Regions from separate parts of the Mus musculus genome. Here region 2 is linked to region 1. The links are chromatin loops, found by intact Hi-C in ENCODE. Cell type or tissue: left cerebral cortex. All regions are shown on one strand. Each heading gives the region's core, and the rest is flanking DNA. Links, peaks and the distances in the headings are about the cores only.

The links. Hi-C counts contacts between places; a loop is a spot of excess contacts. Peaks named below come from ENCODE experiments on the same cell type or tissue, not always from the same donor. Only the 100,000 strongest peaks of a DNase experiment are listed, where the experiment ranks them.
Region 2: a loop joins it to region 1, with 3 times the contacts of the local background. A loop is called at or near these places in 3 of 42 quality-filtered maps.

What each region holds. Positions count from the first base shown.
Region 1 is chr10:43,016,746-43,025,080 of GRCm38, forward strand. Sobp (sine oculis binding protein) reads right to left here. Exons shown (of 7, transcript NM_175407.3): 6 at 4,237-6,173. The coding sequence ends at 4,248. Among named protein-coding and RNA genes, the nearest start is that of Gm47815, 14 kb to the right of the region's middle. In left cerebral cortex, for the core only: CTCF peaks have their summits at 3,078 and 3,277; DNase peaks (open chromatin) are centred at 790, 3,590, 3,776, 4,378 and 3 more places; H3K4me3 peaks cover 1,657 bases; H3K27ac peaks cover 1,759 bases.
Region 2 is chr10:43,065,829-43,074,163 of GRCm38, forward strand. The region is part of intron 5 of Sobp (sine oculis binding protein); the gene reads right to left. Among named protein-coding and RNA genes, the nearest start is that of Gm47815, 35 kb to the left of the region's middle. In left cerebral cortex, for the core only: a CTCF peak has its summit at 5,148 (motif pointing left); DNase peaks (open chromatin) are centred at 5,334, 6,936 and 7,746; H3K27ac peaks cover 1,444 bases.

The sequences.
Region 1 (8,335 bases), core at 51-8,050:
CTCTTGCAAGGTTGTGCACCAAATATTTCTCTTGTCTCAATTCAGTTCTGGTACCTCTTCAATGACAAGGTTATGACTTTGTTCCAAAACACTAACCACCTGGTCACACACTATTCCATCTTCCATCTGAACCACTGACATCGTATCTAAAAGTTGCACATTAAGGTCCCTCCCTCTACAAACCCCTGGTTCTAAGGATACAGGCAGCTGGGAGTTAGTTCACTGGATAAGCATTTCTGTGTTTTATCTAGGCACTGTTCTTTCAGAGAGCTGGTGATCACACCAACTCTGTCCTATATATACTCACTAGTTCTAGGTGTAGATGTGTCAGCCTGGTGGCTCTCAGTGGCTCTTTGTAGCCCTTCCACCCAGAACTATTCCAAGTGCAAACTGAGGGCTAGTACCTTTAATTCAGGTACTGTCACCCAGTGGGTATTTCTAATCATTAAATACTTCAGCAAGCACAGCTCAGGTCCAGCCTAGGGATGGAGAATTCCCACTTGTACCAACTCCTTTCCATTCTGTTATAGTTTTTCTTTTCTTTAGAAGTGGGAATCCATGGGTTTAGGTCGACTTTCCCACGCCCTCCAAGAGAGGCTGTTGTCTTGGATTTTTCAGTGTAGAAACAAACTCACCAATGAGTACATTAACACCTCCCTTTTGGCTTCCCCGTGAAGCTAACCCTATGCTTTGAAACAGTGTTTTGGGGCTTGTGGCTCTACAACCAGACTAAGCTCCAAGAAGCCCAAATTACGTGAAACTCCTCCAGCTTTCTTCAAATGCAAAGTGTATCCTCCGCTGCTGAGCAAGGAACGAACATTGTGGAATTTGGACCAGGAACAAAGAGTCACGTGTTCTCTCTACCCATTTCCACAGCTCTAGAAACATGTAAGAGACTGGAGAACCACAGAGCAGAGGGCACTGTGTGGGTCTACTGCCCCAGGAGAGCATAAAGAATGGGGTGAAAGGGTTATTCCTGGTTTTCATTTTTTCCCATTGATTATTTTGTTTAAAATATGTTGTTTCCCTGGAAAACCAAGGAATGAGGATATTTTCTTTGAATACTTTCAAAAATTTACACATGGTTGCTCTGAACTCCCCGATGTACCATAAATAAGCATAAACTATAGAGATTCTAGTACAAACATCTCTCTGAGTTCATACAGCTACCCACCAAGCTTCCAGGCATCGGCAAAGGAGGGACTAGTCCATCTACCAGTGGAATTCTGTGTGGGGAGAATAGTTTAGACATACTCATACATTGTTTTCATTATTATTTGTGGGATTTTTTTTTCTAGCTACTGAGGCAGTGGGACTGGGATTCCTAACTTTAAACATTGGCGATTAAAAAGAGTTTACAACCATCTAAAAGTCTTCAACTAAACTTAATCAGTTCTGCATATGGGAGAAACATCTGCCGGTTGGAATCATTTGTAACCATACGCACAAACAAGAATGAATAAAGTCGGGAAAGCGGGGACAGAATAATTTCAAAATGGGAGAGGGGGCCTGCAGTCTACAGAGGTTGAACAAATGTGTCGAGTTCTTTGAAGGCAGATCTAGTGGCTTTCGGATTTTGAAATGTATTCTAAAAAGTATGGTATGGTACGGTGAAGGTGAAGCAGCTGATTTAGCTGATTTAGGCAGCAAGACCTCCCTGGGGATCATGGCTTTGACCTCCAGTACTGAGATCTGCAGGTCCGCACCATGGCATGTCACCTTTTACGTGGGGCTGGTGATCCTTGTGCTTGTGTGACAAGCGCTTTGCCCACCAAGGCATCTCCACAGCCCTTGCTTTTATTTATTTTTTTATTCTTTTAATGCTTTCAATTTGACTTGTTACCAAGGAGCGCTCACTATTAGGGCGCAAAGGGTACTCAGCCCTTAGTTAATAGAGTATTTCCAACTCTCCAACCACGAGAGTTCCTGAGAGTTAGAGCAAAAGCAACACTGTCTGAGCAGGGAACCAGAAGGGCCAGAGAGTGGAGCACAGCAGGTGGAGGCTGGGCCCTGAGGTGATGTGGGGCCAGCGATTTACTTGGGTGCTCTGCTGACTTACTGGAGACATGGTCTCCCCTCCTTAAATTCCTTGCCTTGCCTCCTCTCGGCAGCCCTCAAAACCCTTGCCTGATTTTCAAAAAGAACTATAATTTCTTGAGAAACTCACAATAAAAAGGACTCTCCAATCACAAGAATTAGGCTATTTGGTACCAGCATCTTCTAGACTTGGCTATTGCCAAGTTAACATTTTTAGTAGTGACGCTGACCCACGGAAACTACCCTTGTCCGATGGATGACTTTTTCAGAAGCACAGGTCACCCAAACAGCCATCCATACACCTTATGCTTTTAATAGATACTTTAGACACTTATAGGGACTGTCACTGTTCCTGTCCTGGTCTCTTAGCACAGTAATGGCAATGAGATCTTTTACCCTCCCATTCTTCCTTGAGTGTGTGTGTGTGTGTGTGTGTGTGTGTGTGTGTGTGAGTGACAAGTCCCAGTGCTTTCTAAAGGTTCTCACTTTTGGGGGGGTCACTCAAAGCATTGTCAAGCAGATTAAATTATCTGGGGTGTTTTCAGTTGGCATGCTTTCCAGAAGGCCAAGACCACTGCCTTCAGACTGAAGGCATCGTAGGCTAAAGGAGGAAAGAAGAGTGGCCTCATCTCTGGTGTTCTGGCCCCACTGGCAAAGCCACCAGCAGGAAAGGAGACCTCAAACCATGGTGGCCAAGAAACGATTCTCACACTAGCCATTAGCTCTGGTTCAGGGCTTCCACTCTGGCTGTAAGCCAAGTGCTCACGTTCCCACCATGAAAGCAAGAGGTTGGTGGGCTCGGATCGTGTACACCGGGCGAGTTGGTAAGTGGAGGCTCATTGCTGTGCTTTATAAACTTTGCCTCAAGGTGATAAGAGACCTTTTGTAAATGTGGTGACAGAGGGACTAGTGAGACGATTCTCCTACGGTGCTCAAAAGGAAATTAAGCTTTGGACTTCCACAACTTGGATTTGAATCGAAACTCTGCCCACAAGTTAGATAATCTTGGACAAATTCCCCAATCCTATTTCTCCACTAGGAGGATGAAGATAGCTAGCTGTTTCTTTGGAGATAGCTCCAAAGAAATATTATGGGGAAACACCCAGAAGAGCCTGCATACCCTGTGAAGATACTCGTCCTCCTCCCCTCCCCCAGGCCTCGTCCCCCCCCCCCACCATAGGACGTAGTCAACCTACTTTGCACATTCTTCTGTGTGTCCCCAGCCCAGGGAAGGAGCAGTGTCTAAGTTAAATGCTGGAGGAACACCCATTTCTCTTCTTTCTGTAATCGGTTAATAAACAATGTTTATTATAACAAACCAATGTTTTGGCTTGTTGCCTGCTTGGATAGATGGGAGAGCTCACCCTCTGCGATTGAATGGACAGGCCTGAAGTCAACACCGGGTCCGCCACCGACAAGCTCTGACTGAGCAAATATTTCCAAGTCACAGCTTCCTTCTTGGTAGTATGCTACCGGACGCCTACTCCACTAGGATTGGCAAGAGTCGCTACAGTGGTTCATGTGTGGTCCCCGCCATCTCACAGAACTGTTGGCTCACTGGATATTAAGTAGGGTACAGCAGTCATAGGGTACAGAGACATGCCTGCCACTTCATTAAGGTCTACACGTAGAAGTGAGACTCACCAGCTCAGCCACTGAGTACCCGAAAGGGGGGCGTGGTAGGTTGGCCGTAAGGCTAGTTTTTCATTTTAGCCCACAGATATGGTTATCTTGAGAAGCTAGAGTAAGAGTCATCTGCCAAATGGACTACCAGCTCTAGGTGCTCGCCCACTGATGGGTTACCCAGACATTTCAATACTGCTCTGCAACCTCCTAACTGAACAGTAAGATTCCTCAAGTAATCGTCCCTCCCATGCCTCCTTTTCCAGTTGGATAAATTAGGTATGAACCCGAAAAGAAGAAAATAGTGTGTCACAAAACAGAGTGTGCTTTCAACTCAGGTTCAAGGGCTTGAGTGATCTTGGCTCTTAACTGTCTCTCGGCTGTAAACTGCTAATGGTGTACTAAATAGCATTGCCAGCTGTCATAGGTATTGGATCAAAACGTTGATGGTACCTGGCCACCCAGAGTGCTCAGAGAAAGCGGTAAGTGACACGATGGCTGCATCTCACCTCCGCCTCTAACAAGCAAGGTGAGGGGCGCTGTCTCTTGGAGGAACGCCCAGGTGGACATACAAACCTTTTATTTTTTTACTTATTCTGGTTTCTAATTCGGAGGCACCTCCTTTTGAGCGGAGGCTCCAGGTCCTCAGGGCCAGCGCTGAGCATGGGCGAGGAGATGACGCACGGCGTCATGGCAGCCTTCTCCGCGGGTTTTGGCACAGGCTGGATCACGCAGCCGGTCTTGGGCAGCATCCGCAGAGCATAGGCGTGGTCCTCGTCCGCGGGGTTATTGAGGTTCGGGTCCGACTTGTCGCCCCCCGCCAGGGCTTCCTCCCCCATCAGTTTTTTGGTCGCTTCCCCGTCCAGGTGGCAGTTGGAAGCGCAGTTGTTCTCCTTGACCGACTCCAGCTCGTTCACCACAGGCTCCTCGGACGACAGTAGCTTTTTGGGAGGGGCTGGGGGCGGCGGCTGCTCCGGCGGGGGCTCCGCGCCCTTGGCCTCGGCCGGGGCGCTGCGGGTGCCGTTCACGATGACGTTGCAGGCGGCAGCGGCCTCGGGGCCCGCGGGGGCGCCCGGGCCGGGGTCGCCGGCGGCGGGCGGGCTGCAGTGGCCGTCCCTGCAGCCGCCGCAGGTCCTGCGCTCCGCGGCTCCCGGCTCGCGCTCCGCCTTGACGTGAGCGTGCAGCGCACGGTGTATCACGTTGTGCAGCCGGGCTCGGTGGCCCACGGTCAGGTCGATGACGCCGTCCTGCGGGCCGTGCAACACGCCCGCGAAGCCCGGCTGGCCTCCCGCACCCGCGGGGCTGCCTGCGCGCCGGGTCAGGTCCACCACCTCCCCACGACCGCGCTCCGCGGGCGCCAGGCTCAGAGCCTGGCCGGAGCTTCCGGGTGGCGAGTCGGCTGACTTGGAAGAGCCCTGCTTGGAGTCCCGCGGGGACAGGGAGCGTCCACCAGCCTTGCCTCCCGCCGCCGATGAGTCGCCCGGAGCGCTCGGAACGAAGCTCTCCCCGTTGCTGGAAAATCCGTTGGGGGGCTTGGAATCGTTCACATGGGGAATGGGGATAGGGATAGGGATGGGCACCGGCAGGGGCACTATCACTGGGTACGGCACGAGCAGCGTGGGGGGCGGCACCAGCGGGGCCAGCGAAGGCAGCCCGAAGTTCATCATCTGGGGAACCGGCATCGGGCCGTTTGGCATCATGCTAACCGGAGGGAAGGGAAGGCTGGGCAAGGGCGCGCCCGGGGGCGGCGGGGGCAGCAGCCCTGGGGGGTTCCCAGGCATGGTAGGGGTACTTGGGGGGTGGATGTGGGGCGATAGCATGGGCCGGTGCATGGGGCTGGAAGTGGGGCCTAGGTTCCTGGGGCCTCCGGGCGGGGCCCCAATGCCCGGGAGCATGGGGTTGGACAAGGGACTATTGGGGTTGGAGGCGTGGTGCGGTGGTCCGCGGATGAAGGGCGGGCGGATCTGCTGGATAATTTGCTGCTCCATGAAGATGGGCAGGGGCACTGGGCCGCGGTTGGTCATCACCATGGGAGGGCTGCGAGGCGGGACACCCAGTGGAGGTCCGATGCTAGCAGGTGGCTGGACCGAGACGGGAGGGATGCTCGGAGTCTCGCTGATGGGGAGGGACTTGGGCACTGGCGTGGGGATTTTAGTGACAGAGCAGTTGGCAGTGTCAGATGGAGAAACGGTGGTGGACGAGGATGGGCCGGGGCCCTGGCTTTGGCCAGCTGCAGTCACGGGGGAAGGGGCTTTCCTCCGAGCATCTGTTAGCGGGATATTCCAAGAGTCTGGCGTGAGCAGCTGCACCCCGGTGCCTTCTGCTTTACTTTCCATGTGAGGGTGGAGTGTGCTGCACAGCCCGGCTGGAAGATTGGCCTGTGTCTCTTTGTAGAAAATGTCCATTTTGTATTGATTGAGACATTTTGCACTGCAGAACTGAAGCCTTCTCTCCCCGTCCCCAAAATCCAGGTATTCTTTTGTGTGCCTTATGTGTTTACACCAGTCACACACCTACAACACAGCAATAGAAACCACAACAGGTAAGATAAGCAACTTTCTTGGGTACATGGCGTTTCATGTTTCACATAAAGGCTCTATTAAACTCTATCATCATTTCCCAAATAAGTTGAAGGGTACCCTTTACAGGGTACATTTCTGAAAGATTTATGAAATAAAGAATTTGCTTTATAAATAGGATCCTCAAAATTAGCAACAACCATTCTCCCCCCCCCCCCCGCCGCCCCTTTTCAAAGATGGCTCTGACAAAATGGAGTACACCTGTCCAGGACACTTACCCAGTGCTCCTATGAAGTACGCCTGCCCTGCACACCTGCCCTGCACACCTGCCCTGCACACCTGCCCTGCACACCTGCCCTGCACACCTGCCCTGTACGTATACCTAGGACACCTACTCAGTACACTTGTCTTCATATTTTCACTTGCCTAACAGGCTCATGTAAATACATATCTATATAACGTTGGAGGGAAGGAATCTCCAGGGAGTTCAACAATCAGGCAACATAACCTCTTAAAATTCTCCTTATGTAAAGCCACTGTGCACTGTATCCAATAAAGTGGTTGGAAAGGGTGTGCTGTGCTAACCAATCGCATAAAGCGCCGAACACCGCTATGTCTGGCTTCCAAGGAGAAACTTGGACTTAGTCATGAAGTCTGTGTGAGGTTCAGCTCTCCCAACCCGTGATGTTGCAGCAAGCTAGAATTATTTTTTGAGCTGTTTGCCCACTCTTTCTCGGCAGTCAGAATTTTGGTGACATTTCTTGGCAGACAGTCTTATTTAACAACTTTTCAAACACCAGAGAACACTTTCCAAAAGTTGTTATGGCTTCCACCCCACCCCCTTCGGATCTACTCCTGGCAAAAGAAAGATATCACCAAATTTATTTTAAAGCTGGGCTGCAGAGCTAATTAAAGGCTCAGATGCCTTCCCAATTGGAAATCACTAGACACCAAAGTTCAAAAAATAGTCCTTCTCGGCTTCAGAACCCATTACTTTGGAGAAATTATTGTGATTTCATTAACACATTAATTTTGCAACACCATCAGCTCTCACAGATGGCACAGACATGATCTACAATTCAAATATGACTCTTGTTTGCACAAGTGTCTTCCCTTCGTATGGCATTTTAAACAAGAATTAATATGAGTGATCTTGCCATCGCTATAAACAGATAAACAGATGTCAAAATTTTCAGTAGTTCCTCTAGTCCCTCACTTCTCCTGACAGGATTCTACACACACAATCTTTTTTTTTTCTTTCTCTCTTCCTTCTTTCTTTATCTTTCCCATAGCATTTGAGCTGCACAGCTTCAGAGAAGGGATTGCAAAACTCAGCACCATTGTTAGTGTACTGAAACCTTCTCCCCGCAGTTTAGCAATGGCGTCAGTCAGTGCTGGTCTAAGGGAAACCTTGATTTCAGAGTGTTCTACTGCTGTGTTCATGCAGTGTTTGTGTTTAACCATTGTAAACTGATATGATTAAAAGATACATTTTAATAATGACTGGTCACATAAGCAATGCACAAACAACATATGTTGGGCATTTGATGATGCCTCTCATCTAACTGGCAGCCTCCCTTTCTGTAAACAAGTGGCGACACACTAGCGTGTGATCGTGGGTGCATAGGAGTCAGATGTGGGTCTGCATGTGGAAATCCACTCTTTTCTTCTCAGTGGTTTTTTTTTTTTTCATTGATATTTTTGACAGTGTAAGATTGAATAAGATACCCACTTAGGCATGGACTGGTTCTTGTTTGTTCTTTCAAGATACTTTCTAAAAATCTGACATAAGAACTCTTGAGTGGATTTTGATGAGATTGGAATTCCTGCAACTTGACTATCAAAATTATTGCCACCAGGAGCCATTAAAGTGGTTAAAACATAATTATTCCAATGCTCATGTCTGCCTTCTCTTCTCTCACCAACAGCATTTTAGGATCCTCCTGGACTCACTGGATATTTGGTTATAAATACATGAAAACTGCTCCACAGAACACGTCGGACCATCACATGTCTTTGTTTTGTTTTTCAAGACAGGGTTTCTCTGTGGGATAGTCTCAGCAGTCCTGGGATTTGTAGACCAGGCTAGGTTTGAACTCACAGAGATCTGCCTGCTTCTGCCTGCTTCTGCCTGCCTAGCACTGAGATGAAAGGAG
Region 2 (8,335 bases), core at 158-8,157, 49 kb after region 1:
AAAAAGAGTCATGATATGGTTTGTACTTGTGAGAGGGGATGCTCCAGTGTAGTCTGGAGGGTCTCTGTAGAGGAGAAAAGAAAGGTCCTATACCACAAGGCCAAGTCAGGAAGAAGAGTCCAAAAGCCAGAGAATAAGTGAGGCCACCATTCCGATGGCAGGAGAGGAATGGACAGATGAGACAGGGAAGCTTGTATGGCTGCCACCCCTTCAGCCTGTGTAGAATCAAGATGGTCTTGCCAAGAGCGTAAATTGACCATTCTTATCAGAGCGGTGCCTTGCTTAGTTTAAGACCATTGCTTTCATTTCCAGAAGGTCTTTTATTGATCTGAAAGACAGCTCAGAATCCCATGAGAACATAGGAGTAGTTCAAGACTAGAGAGATTTGGAAGTTTGATAGAGAGACAGGGCAGTTCTCTCTAGACAGTAATCAATCTGTCCCTGCATTTCCTGGGCCACTCTACCCTCTAGGTCTATGGCAGCCCCTTGTGGAAAGTCGATACATGGTATACCGTGCGTGTATATGTCCCATATGTTTTATTTGCTGCAGTAAGAGTTCTGGTGTATCACACAAATCAACCTTTGGTCTTTGTATAGCTCAGCCATAACAGCTAAGCAACAATTTGAAGTCAGTGGGGTCACACGTGTGGCTTTGGTTAGAACAACAGAACCAGGAAGAAGGATTTTGGTCACTTGGAACTACTTTGAAAGGCTGATGAAGTTCCAAATGAAACGTGGCAGTTGCTATCACATTTTAAGGGTTGGCAGGTATTGGTGCATTGGGTTGCAAGGAAAGTTGATCTTATTTTAAAATAAATACACATAAAGCTAGAGGCTAGAAAGCAAAGATTGAAGGCATTCCTGGCACTGGGGTATACACACCTCATTGCCTAAGATGTTCAAGGCTGTACTGGGCCTGGAGGAAATGGTGCAATGCACAAGCAAGAGTCTTCTGCCTTATGTGTGAATAGCTCCCAAACTTCAGCTCCTGTCTAAATCAGCACCAATGCAGCATTCCTGAGCAGGGAAGACAGGCACTGAAACCTTTATCAAAAACTAACAAACAGATAAACAAACAAGCAAACAAACCCTCCACACCAAGCAAAAGGAAGCACACATGATTTATTATACTACAGGGGAATTACCCAATTAAAAACGGGCTAGGTGGTCCCCTAACTGAACAACCTCGCCTGGCCTCAAAGGGAGAAGATGTGCCTAGTCCTTCAGGAATTTGATGTGCCAGGGGGAATGGGAGTGGAGAAGTTAGTAGAGGGAGTGATATGGGGGGTGTAAGCAGGAGTGATACCCAGAGTGGTGCTTCCTTTTCTCAAAGGAGAAGGGGGGAGAAATGGGGGGGGGAAGACCTGTGTGAAGGGGTACTGGAGGAGGGGCTGATATTGAGATATAAAGTAAATAAATTAAAAAATAAGCTTGGGATCTAAACAGAGAATTCTGAATAGAAGAAATAAAAATGGCTAAGAAATACCTCAGAAAGTGCCCATCGATCGTCCCTAGCAATTAGGAAACACAAAGCGATTTTGAGATTCCATTGGACCCCAGGCAGAATGGTTAAGCTCAACGAAACAACTGACAACGTATGCTGGCAAGGTTGTGAAGAAAGAGAAAATACTCATGCTGTTTATGAAAATGCAAATTGATGCAGTCACTCTGGAACTCAGCATGGAGAATCCACAGGGGAAAAAGTCTACCGTATGACCCCGTGTGAGTAGGTTTGGCGGCCATAGACTTGTGTGCGTGAATGCTTAGCCCACAGGGGAGTGACACTATTAGGAGGTGTGACCTTTTGGAGAAGTGCGTCACTGTGGGGCTGGGCTTTGAGGTCCTATGCTCAAGCTATGCCTAGTGCTAAAGAGATCCTCCTGCTGGCTGGCTGCGAAAGCCAGACTCTTCCTGGGTGCCTGAGAATCAAGATGTAAAACTCTAGGCTCCTCTAGCATCATGCCTGCCTGGATGCTGCCATGCTTCCCGCCATGATGATAATGGACAACTTCTGAAGCTCTAAGCCAGTTCCAATTACATTTTCCTTTATAAGAGTTGCCTTGGTCAATGAGTCTCTTCACAGCAATGGAAACCCTAAGACATCCATCTATCCCATTCCTCTGAACATACCCAAAGAACTCACACATCCTACTCCACAGATACTTGACCAGCCATGTTCATTGCCACCTGATTCACAACAGCCAGAAAAATGAAAACAATCTCAATGCCAGATGAATGGATAATAAAAAGATAATACATGTATCCAACAGCTGGAGTACATTTCAGCTGTGAAGAAAAATGAACTAATGAAACCTTCAGGTAAATGGATAAACCTAGGAAAGATTGAGTGAGGTAACCCAGACCCAAAGATAGATATGGTATGTTCTCCCTCATCTGTGGTTCCTAGCTTCAAATCCTCAGATGGAAGGATGCATCATGGGGTTAACCACAGAAATCAGAAAAGTATTAAGGACCACAGACATGGTGGTGGGTATGTGAGAGGGGACTAGGGGATACAGGGACTACAGAGTGGAAAGTGAAGAGGGGGACAACTGAGGAGGATGGAGGGAAGCCACCACAGAAAGAAGAGAGATGAGGGACACATAGTATCAATGTTGTTTGTGAGCCTCGTGCAATCATACCAGCTTATACTTACTTAAATCTATACACGGTGCATATAGATGTATATGCACACTTGTGTGTGTGTGCACACACACATACATGCACACACACATGCACACAAACACACATGCACACACACATACATGCATGCATATAAACACACATGCACACACACGTCTTGAAGGAAGTTAAGCCATTTGGGCTGACAATAGTCTCTACAGAAACTAACTTGTTAGTTAGTCTTACTAACTACAAGACTAACAAAACCCCTTTCCAGGCACAAGAAACTTCCCTGTAAATGGTTGTTCAGGGTAGTCCAGGTGACTCTCAAAACAATATAAATGATCAACGTAGCTCTTGGCTGCCTCTCTGGGGTTAAGAGTAGGTGCTCTGGCTGAAAACACGGCATACTTCATACATAGGACTTGAGTGATTCAAGCTAGATCTGACCTGAAAGTCCCTTTCCTGTAGCATAGCATTCATGGTTCTGGAAAATACAGTGCAAGGGGTGAAGGGAGGAGTGACTGACAGTCTTATCCAGCTGCAACACCTATGACTCACGACAGTGACCAGCATGACGAGATATGAATAAAGGAGCAATAAGTGGCGTTCACACATTGGTGGTAACCAAAAGCTGTCTGATTGGATGTAAGCCCCACTCAATGGGAGGGAAGCCATCCCTGGTACTGGAGGCCTAGCCAGGTTCTTTGGGCTAGTGAGGTCATGAACCTTAGATAAGATTCTACCTCCACCTTGCTAGCTCTGCAGGATTCCTTACTAAAGTCTTACTGCATTCTAAATCTTATCCTTACCCCACAGACAAGTGCAGCTACCTGCCTTCGTCAGAGAAGCTCTTCTCTGCAGCAAATGGAGACCATTCTAGGAAACCACAACTAGACACAGGGCAAAGACCAGTGGGTAGTGAGGAGTCCAGATGCAATGGAGGCATCCCCATCAGAGTTCCTGCATCCATGGCTCGGGGATCATTGAGGAAGAAGAGGCAGAGAGGTTGGAAGAGTCAGAACACCAAAGTTCACAGTGTAAGGGTCTCTCCGAGAAACGGCCACATCAACAGGATTGGAACAATGGTTACAGCAATGGACATTTTAATGTGGAAGGGAGAAATTTTTAGTGTCCCACCCCTAGACAAAGAACCATAGGACACTAATGACTACTGGAAGGAGGAGAACTAGCTTTTCTAGGTGATAAGCCCCCTTATTGGTTGTCCAGTGCAGAGTAATGTGGTCATCCCTGAAACCATAGATGTATAAACAACAAAAATAGATATAGCAGGTTATGTGTGCATGCATGTGTGTATGTTTGTAACAATAATAAAATAAAAAGAGGCTATCAACTTGAGGGGAACATGGGAGAAGTTGGAAAGGGTACCTGGGATGGGTTAGAGAGAGAAATGGGAGGGGAAAAGCAATGTAATTCTATCTCAAATAAAATACCACCACCACTGCTGCCACCATGGGATATCAAGAGAAAAGGGACAAATGTGCAAGATTGCACACTCTCGCTGATGAGTGTTCAAGTTGGGGGCAGGGGAAAGCACATGGGATACATCATGACTTTTATATAATCTTGAACATTAGAAAATTTCCATAGTAATTTTTAATCTATAGAAACACTAGGAATTTGCATAAAGTAAAACTATCGAAGCCCAGACTCCACAGGATGAGCCAGGTCTGAGGACTCCTCCACTGACCTGCCTATCTGCCCTCTAACAGGCTCTACCATCTCCATGCTCGTATGCTCGTCTGAGATGCTGCACAGGATACAGGGCACATGGTGTGTGCTTTCCTACCTACCTTCCTTCTGCTCGATATACCCCCTTCTCTTACACTCTAACTCCTATAATCAGTATCTATCTGTAGAAATGCCCAGATCAAAAGCATCTTCCATTCAGCGCACTGGTTGCATGAGGCAAGAGTCTCATCCCTTTCCACACCCTGGGACTTTCCTAGCACTCTCCCAGGACGTGGCTTACCATGGACCAATACCATCCATGACAAGAAGGAGAATCACAGTTGCATAGCGCATCTGTATCAACAACAGGAAGCCTAAGTACACCTCTGTGTCCAGTTACAATCTCCTCTGAGGCTTTGCATATGAAGACCAGAAACTCAGAGAAGGCCAAGAGATAGAGCTGCATCCACTGTGCTGTCGTATGTCTCTCATGCCTTTGGATCTATGGGGCAAGCAAGACTTAACGTGTTACTCAAGAGCCCACATGCTTAATGGTGACTATGTTGGGTATGAACCATGTACTCATTCATTCTAGGCAGAGACAGAATCTTTTCCCTATTCCATGACCCAATCTGCTTATTTATTATGATGCACAGATCCTTGTGAGCCAAACACTGCCTGACAGTGTTTGGGGTGGGGGTGGGGGTGAGGTGTACATCTTCTAACCCACCTGCCAGTCTCCGCAAAGGACTGAGATAGAAGAGTCAGCTAAACTCTCCCCACCCCATCGTCTCTGTTCGCAAGGCCACAACACTAAAATAGTCTTCATCTTCTCCCTCTGCTGGCATTGTAAGTGACCAGAAAGAATTCTTTCCCATGCTATTTTTATTTTGCCTCCCAGCTGTGGGCTCCCTCCCTCCTCCTTCTTCACAACCCTCACACTACCAGCCAGAAGAAGCCATAGAGACTCAGACTCTGGGTGATGATTCCGGAAGCTGAAGCCTCGTTGGACAAGCTTACTCTCCCCCGCACTTCCCTCTCTTTCCTACACTTGCTAGCTTTCTAACTAGTAATGCTCCGCTGTGGGGGTGGGAGGCAGAGAAAACCCCCCAGCCCCCAACAGCCTGGTCTAATCCATGAGTCTCAGGTTCCAGGGAGAGACCCTGTCTCGAAACAAACAAGCAACAGGCACGCATGCGCACACATCAAACACCCACGCACATACACGTGCACAAACACGCGCACACACACCCACAAGTTGGGATTTCAACTCAGTTATCTTCATACCCTCCTCCAAATCTTTCAGTTTCAAATCTAGCAATTTCTTCTAGTTGTAGGTCTTTTTCTTCCCAGGCTCAAATACAAGATTTTTGCCCAACCAGTTCCTGAGAACTAACAAGAAACTGGCTAACGAGAAAATATGAACTCAAAAGATCCTTAAGGATTCCCTCTCGCTGCAGCTCCTTCAGTCCCACCCACTGAATGAGCATTTTATTAGGGAAGACAAGAACCTTTGCAGTCCCAAGCTTGCTTCTCCAGGGAGAACCTGAGTGATCATATGGAGACTGGCGATGGGACTGGAATCTGGTGCAAGCACTGGTCGCCATGGCTGGCTCCAACTGTTCTCCATTCTTAGTCTTGAATGTTAATAGTGCTGTTAGTGTCAAGACCGACAGAAATCTCTCATACTTGCTTTTACTGAAAGTTGTTTCCTTTGGTCATAGTTTGATTATAAAGCAAATTTCCCTCTTACACACACACACACACACACACACACACAGACACACAGACACACAGACACACACACACCTGCCTATGAAGAGCTAGGTGACCACACTGAACTCTGACCCATCCCATAGGAATTGTTTATGTAATCACTAGCCTTTATAGCCTTGTGCTTCCAAAATTAATTTAGAAACCACTATGTTACCACCAAAGAGAGAATCTTGGTCAGCAAGCTAAATATCTCCAGTCATGTGTATAGTGCATTAGTGTGAAGGCACACATCACAGTTTGGGATTTAATGGAAAAATCAATACCGTACAGGAACTCTACAGTTGCACGCACAGTCACTGCTATAGCCAATGCTTTCTTTGTTGGTGCCTTCTGATTACATACGCTTGTGTATTCCAGGCATACTCTGATTTTACTCTGCTTGCTTGCTTTCTCTCTCTCTCTCTCTCTCTCTCTCTCTCTCTCTCTCTTTCTTTCATAAGTTACTCAATAGTTCTGCCTCTTCCAAGAAGTGTGGGCTAGGGGAGGGACGCAGAGACATTCAACCATCAATATCATAGAGTCAATGTCCTGTCTACCTGGTCCAGGCCCCTTTCTGTCTGAAATCCCTATAGCCCAGGGGGACAAGCTTTCAGCTGTGTGCTTCTGGTCACCTGGGAACACCAAAGACCTCTGCAATCCCAGCTTTTCTCATGCTTTCCCAACAGGCTGCTGCTGGGGCTGCAGCTAGCCAAGGAAGACGCCAGAACCACCCTTAAGCTAAAAAGGCACTTTGGAGTAGAGTTTGCAGTCCTCCCTGTCAGATTCCTTAAATATCTCCTCCAAGCTGTAGTAAGAAAACTCCAAAGTTGTATTTCTCTCTTAAGAATGAACAATTCTTTTGCAAAGGAATAGTCCTGCTCAGGCCTTAGCAACAGCCAATCACCGCTATTCTTAACAGCTGGCCGCTGTTTGTAATTTCTTCTTAAAGAGATACGCTTACTTGTGCTTTCTGTCTTCTTTTTCATCATAGGGAAAGTAAGCTGAACAAGGGCAAGCATTTCTAACAGAAACTGCAGTGAAGCTCGCACCAAACCTCTCGAAACTCCCGCCAACTCAGCAGGGCTGTCAGTCAGGCAACGCAAGCGTGTGCACCTTCTCTAAACGGATCTGGAAATGATGTTCACATTTTTTTTTAAAAATTTTCTTTTCCTCCAGTATACTCTAAAGCACATTTACTTTTCCAACACATAGGGGAAACCTAAGAATGGTATATTAGTCTTCACAATCTTTCTACAAAGAAGGGAGCCAGTCCTAAAAGCATTCTGATCCTAAAACAGCACAAATGCTCCCCTCTAACCCCCAGGCATGGATGACCACAGTTACCAAGACGGCATTAAAAGCATTGTGAAAATACCCTGAGGAATATAAAATGTTACAGCAGACCTGGATGTTTAAGAGCCCTCAAATAAAATATCAGGCGAGTTAAATTTTCATGCCAACAACTGCATTTATAAGCAGTGAGTCTGCCTGCAGCATAGTTGGTCAAGGGCGCTGCACACACGGGCTGAGTGGCACCATTGTGACCGTGTCTGCTGTGCTGCCTGAAGGAGGTTCTCACTCTGCAGCTGCTGCAGCTGGAATGGACAAGGCCTGTACCATTCACTCTCCTGCTCTCCGGTCGCTTTGTGTTTAACGGACAGTTACTGTCAGAGCCAAACCCAAAGGCTGTCACTCGTGGGAATTCCTAATGCAGTGACCTGGCAAACCTCTAAACTGGGCCAAACATCCAAACAGAAATGAAGCCACCTCAAATGTTAACAGCTGAGCATCTTCATCTTCTTTCCCTGTTTTCGTTTAGTTGGAGCAAATGTTTTGCTTTAATGCAATTGAAAAGAAAAGAACATTTAGGGACAGCACGCTAGATCCTTCCGAAAGCTTCATTTTCAAAAGCAGCGTTTGACTGGCCAAATAAATGACAATTCATTCTCTGTTTACTTTAGGTAGACAGAAAATGCATTGCTGAGCACTCGTTTTCAAAAAGCTAATCAAGGATGTAAGGCCCCAACAGATTCATTTAATAGAAATATAATAGACATTCCTGCTTGCTTCTCATCGTGTCTCCCTGTAAATGCTAAAATGAACAGCAAATTAACCTTGCGTTGGAACCTAGCTTTGTCACAGCTGATGCTCCCCCCACAACAGTAAACATCCCCCCACCCTGTCACTACTTCTAAGCCTTCTGCAGGGGAGAGACGATGGAGTTTGGCAAGAGAGTGGAGGAATACTTGAATCCTAAAGGGAGTGC